Linked DNA regions of Homo sapiens: region 1 is linked to region 2. The links are chromatin loops, found by intact Hi-C in ENCODE. Cell type or tissue: GM12878. All regions are shown on one strand. Links, peaks and the distances in the headings refer to the core of each region. The heading gives the core; the rest is flanking DNA.

Region 1 (2,913 bases), core at 246-2,745, 630 kb before region 2:
TTCTGAGTGTGCTCCCCAGACAGCACAGCTCAGCTCAGCACTCAAAGGAATCCTACAATGCTGAATGCAAACGGATGGGCCCTGGCAAGTGTCGAACAAACTGTATTTACTGGGTTTCTGATTCGGAGGTAAAGCGCAAATGTTGCATTTTCTTTTCATTTTAATGCTAAGGATGATTGAGACAAAGGCCTGGTCTAGAAATTATAACTCTTATCTCATAATTATTCCTTGGCTTCCCAAATCAATGCAAGCATATAACAGGCATTATCATGGGGAGCTGGCGATGGAGTGCAGGCGCCCAGAGAGAATGCAGGCACCGGCAGGAAAGCGCGCAAGCCTGAAGGCACCCTCGCAGCGGCTTCTCACCGCGCGTCCTGGTGTGGGGCGACTTGTTTCTGGTTCCTTCCTGTTAGAAATGATTAACTGGTTGAGGGGCTCATCAAGGAGGGTCCTGGCATTGCTGTCTACCCCTGTCTAGAGGAGGGGTCCTGGAAGGCACTGGGAAGTGCTGAACATATCACCCTGGGTGAAGATGTTACCTAAATTCCTAATATAGTGCTGACTGTACAATGGCCAACTTGTCCTGGTTTGCCTGGGACTGTCCTGGTTTTCAAACTGAAAGCCTTGCATCCCTGAAACCCTCTCAGCTGCAAACCAGGAGAGTTGGTCACCCTGTTTGGTTGGCAAAACCTCGCTAGCAAAACAACCCAGTTCCTCTCACCTCCTGGCTCTTCCAGCTGTCTCTCTCTGATGGCAGCTTTCTTTCCATCTTTCCCACCCAGGTCATTCAAGGGCTCCTCCGCTCTTGGAGTTCCAGGATTCTGTCACTGCAGGACCCTTGGAGCGACCCCACCCTCTTTATTTGGACTCCCTGTGTGGACTCCTCATCCTGATTTCTCCTCCCCATCTCCCTACCCCAGTGCTACACACACACACACACACACACACACACACACACACACACACACACAAGCTCACACACATAAACATTAACACACACGTGCAACACAGACACACATAAACACACACTCACATATACACACGCACACACATGCTTACACTCATGCACTCACACACTCTCATACACAGGCACATACACACTCATGCACACACACATTCACACACACATGCACACATGTGTTTACATGCATGTAGGTTGCATGCACACAGCTGCGTCCCCACTGACTGACTCTCCCCTCGGCCTCCTCCTGTGTCCCCACTGCTGAAGGCCTCCCTGGGGCCTGAGCCTCCCTCCCTCCTTCAGGCTCGGGCACCCACTCCTGGCACTGACTTACTCTGGAGTCAATGCCCAGCAGCTGCAGCCCCCTTCCTCCCTCACTAAAGCTGAGCTCTGTTAGGGGAAGGAGCCGCCCTCCACCTCTGTGGCCCCGACCCCAGAAGCCTAGCTGAGTTCCTGGCACGAATCCAGAGCTCAGTCCACATCCGTAGAACTGAATAAACCGGCCCTGAAATCATGGGCTTCTCCCACATGCTGGCAGGGACGTTCCACCATCGCCTGGGACTCCTCTTACCTGGGGCACCCCACTCCTTCTCTGCCTGCATGGAGTGAATTCCCTCCCCACCAGTTGAGGAGTGGGGAGACACCCCCTCCAGCACACATTGCAGGAGAACCGGGTGCTTCCTTTCACCCTGGGAGTTGGCTGCCCACCCTACAGTGGGATCCCACTTAGAGGCCCCACTCTGCCTGAACGCACACACACAAGCCCACCCTCTACCCTTTTTTCTCACCTTCGGCCAGATCTGGAGGGCTGGGGCGCCTCCCCGGATGTCACTAGGTGGCGCTGTGTGGCAGTCCCTGGGCCCCGCAGTGGCTGGATGGGGTCAGCAGGCCAACCAGGAGCTTGCGGATCCACAGATGGACATTCCCACTGTGGAGGTGGAGAGGTGTGTGGCGGGCCCTTCTTCATGGGCCTGGCCTCAGCTGTATGCCCTTGAGAAGATAATGTGAGGTACAAAGCAAAGGTGCTAAAAGCCACTGGCAGAGGAAAAAGAAGGAAATCATGGCTGCAGCATTGTGAAATGAAGGCTGAGTCCATCACTTACACCACACAGTTACCTGTGCACCTGACCCGCCAGGTGGCTATGATTTTTTCATCAGTAAGAGCAATTGTTTTTCTGGGGCAACTTGTTATTTTAATAAAAATGAGTGGATTTACCTACGACTAGAAAGATCCAAAATCACTTTCAGGGCTGGGGTTTTTCACTGCTTTGTGTGTTTATTTGTGGAATCTAGGCTGTAAGTCTTAAATCAGGCCATCAGTCTTCACCTATCTTGCTTCTGTTCTTTGCCATGGGGCACACACAGACTATGAGGTTCATAATTGGTGAGGTTGTTAATAGCAAAAGTGTTCTACTTCGTGCTTCAGTGCTCACCGCCTTGTAGACTGTGAGAGGGAGAAGCAACACATTAAATCAGCTGACGAGACTAAATTGGGATGTGTTGTGATCATCACCATGGACAGATAAGGAAGAAAAAGAGAAAGTTAGAGATGCAGTAAGTGAAAGAAACCTTCCCATGGAAAAACACGAACCACAGCTGGAGAAGGAGGGACGAGGGATGCGGGAAACTCAGGAAACAGAGAAACTTGGAAAGCTGCAATGCGAGGGGGCGATTTATGGGGTGAGAGCAGATGGCTGTGCAATGTGATATGACAGCTAAATAAGCACAAGCAGGCTCAGCCCTCACAACCCACACTGCCCGGCTGCATACTGCCCGGGCACCTGGCCCCATGGCCAGGGGCATCTGCGGACCAGACCGTTGCCACCTATTGAACACCTATTGTGTGTCAGGGACTTAGCACACAGTCATGACATCCCCCACAGACCCTGCAAGGTGGCCAGGACCAGCAGGGAGACTGCAGCTCAGAGAAGTGAAACAGCCAAGATCCCAGA
Region 2 (2,913 bases), core at 322-2,821:
GATCACCTGAGGTCAGGTGTTCAAGACCAACCTGGCCAACATGGTGAAACCCTGTGTCTACTAAAAATACAAAAATTAGGTGGGCATGGTGGCAGGCACCTATAATCCCAGCTACTCGGGAGGCTGAGGCAGGAGAATCGCTTAAACCCGGGAGGCGGAGGTTGCAGTGAGCTGAGATCGTGCCACTGCACTCCAGCCTGGGCGACAGAGCCAGGATCCATCTCAAAAAAAATAAATAAATAAAAGAGGAGAGAAAGTCAGTTACATGCTATAACATGGATAAACCCTGAAGATATTATGCTAAGGAAAATAAGCCAGTCACAAAAGGACACCTATTGTATGATTCCACTTATTTGGGGGACATAAAGTAGCCAAATTCATAGAGTGCAGAATGATGGTCACCAGGGTGGACAGGGAAGGATGCAATTAGAAGTTATTGTTTAATGGGCCAAGAGCCTTAGCTTGGGAAGATAAAAAGTTCCGGAGATGGATGGTGGTGATGGTTGCACAACAATTTGAATGTATGTAACGCTGCTGAATTATATACTTAAAATGGTAACTTTTGTTATGTATATTTTACCACAATTAAAAAAAATATTGAGTGCCTGTTATGTACTAGTCAGTGTTGAAAAAGACAGTCAGGTGCCTGAGCTCATGGAGCTTCCATTCTGGTGAAGGAAATAGACAATAAGTGAGATAATTATGAAGGAAATAAAGGGGTGATTTCACGACATAGTAACTAGAGAAGGGGATATTTACTCTAGATAGTGGTGTTGGAGATGAGATTTAAGGGATAGGAATGAGCCTCTAAAGGCATTGCAGTTAAAGGATGCAGCAAGGATAAAAGTCCCGAGGAAGGGAAAGACTGTCTGAGGAAGAGAAAAGAGGCCAGGAGGTTGAAGAAGCAGACACACGGCCTGGAATCTTTTGTTGTGCAAAGAAGAGAAGATGGTGGGGTAGATCAAGGGGTTGACAAACTTTTTCTGTAAAGGACCAGATGATAAGTAATTTAGGTTTTTCAGGCCAAGAGAAAAAAAAAGAAGGAAAAATGAAATTTCCATAATGACATTGGTAGGAAAAAAGTCTGACATAGTGTCTATAATTTTGAGAGAGGAGTGGCCAGTAGTGACAATTTTTTGTTCCACTTAGGAAATGATCAGAGGCTCACCTGAACTATTATCCATCCAAAAGTGGGATTCAAAGAAGGAAGAGGGCCTAGAAATGAGAAAGAAGCGAAAAATATGTTTGTTGAAAGGTCAACATGGGTGTTTGGAAGAGGTAATGCTAATGAGGTATTCGTAAAATTGGAGGTAGGCAACTTTGCTTTTGATACCCGTTATCACCATTCCATTGCCCCAGTAAATGTAAATTCCTTAAGTGTTTGGCACATACGATACGACGTCCAATAGATACTTGTTGAATAAGGTAACTTTTTCCTTCTTTTTGATTATTCCCTGAGAAATAAGTGTCCTGGTGCTGCCCCCTGGTGGCTAAAGGATCCCTTCATTGGGAGCCCAAACCCTCCTTGGCAATGCCGTGGGCTGGGAACCATGGCTCTGTTTGACTGTATAGTTCCCCTTCCTCACAAAGGATATTAAGGATGTTAAAGGGTATCAGTGGTATAGATAAGAGAAATACGTTTTTCTTTCTTTTAAATTCTATATTTGATTTTTAAAAACTTTATCCAAGTGGGCGTGAAAGTCTTAATAAAAATGCCTACGAATAAAAGGGTTACATGGACATGTGCAAGAGTAGTTCCTCCTATTTAAAACAAACAATTCCCTTTTAGCCAAACTTCCTTTTTACAAAACCGCTATATTTAGCTTTCCTTTCTTGAGATGAATCTTTCCTTTCCATAAAATTTTGAAACAAAATAAGTAACTGGCTTAAGCCAAAATTGGGATTTAATTTTTTATTTTATTTTATTTATCTATTTAGGGACGGAGTTTGGCTCTTGTTTCTCAGGCTGGAGTGCAGTGGCGCGATCTCGGCTCACTGCAACCTCCGCCTGCTGGGTTCAGGCAATTCTCCTGCCTCAGCCTCCCGAGTAGCTGGGATTACAGGCATGCGCCACTATGCCCGGCTAATTTTGTATTTTTAGCACAGACAGGGTTTCACCATGTTAGTCAGGCTAGTCTCCCACCTACAAAATTATTGTTTCTTGATCTTTTTTGTAGGCCTGTTTAGGCGTAAAATATTACTTTTGAAATTAACAATAAAGAGTAAAATTTGCCTCTTTAAGTGGATACCTGTGCTTATTTTTGGTAGCACAAATACTGGATCCTGGGATGAATTTGGACTAAGCACCTGCAGATTTCCTTTTCAATTGAAATGAGAATTTCTGTCTGTGTTCTTCATGCTTGTTATACTGGAAAAAGTTTGCTTACGTAAGTAAGAAATTGAACATTGTAACAAAATTTTCATTTTAGGCATACGAATAGCAGGATACTCTTCTTTCACAGAAATCCAGAACTCGCCTAGGGAGAGATCAGTGAATCTCATCTTGAATGTACTATCAGACTGCAGTTTACAAAGTTCTTTCTCTCCTCTCAAAGTCAAGTTCTCAAGCTGAGTAGGTTTAAAGGAAAAGTCCCTCCGCTGGTCATTGGTGTTGAAATGGAGAGAAAACGCCCTTTCATTTTGTCCTGAAGTTCTTCCAGAAGGTTTTCAATAAGATGTGAGACTTACTGATGTCTTTCCTTGCTCATAGGGCCAAACGACATTGGAAGCATTTTAAGATTTTTTCAGCATGATTTTTTCAAAAATTCAGTTTCCTTTTAAATCCAAGAATCTCATTACTTGGAGTCAACACGTTTTCTCCTGGGGCCTGCAAGATACTTGTTCAACTAGTTTATGTGATAAAGTATTTGCTAAGTAGGCTAGTTTCTGCTGACATTCTTTATCTTCAAAGCA

The links. A loop is a pair of places that touch in the nucleus more often than their neighbours do. Peaks named below come from ENCODE experiments on the same cell type or tissue, not always from the same donor. Only the 100,000 strongest peaks of a DNase experiment are listed, where the experiment ranks them.
Region 1: a loop joins it to region 2, with 5 times the contacts of the local background. A loop is called at or near these places in 7 of 110 quality-filtered maps.

The regions. Positions count from the first base shown.
Region 1 is chr4:184,099,363-184,102,275 of GRCh38, reverse strand. The region is part of intron 6 of ENPP6 (ectonucleotide pyrophosphatase/phosphodiesterase 6); the gene reads left to right. Among named protein-coding and RNA genes, the nearest start is that of ENPP6, 120 kb to the left of the region's middle. In GM12878, for the core only: a CTCF peak has its summit at 1,792 (motif pointing right); no DNase peak of the experiment used is centred there.
Region 2 is chr4:183,470,988-183,473,900 of GRCh38, reverse strand. LOC124900823 (a long non-coding RNA gene) reads right to left here and starts at 1,402. Exons shown (of 2, transcript XR_007058411.1): 1 at 1,169-1,402. In GM12878, for the core only: a CTCF peak has its summit at 1,490 (motif pointing left); a DNase peak (open chromatin) is centred at 1,430.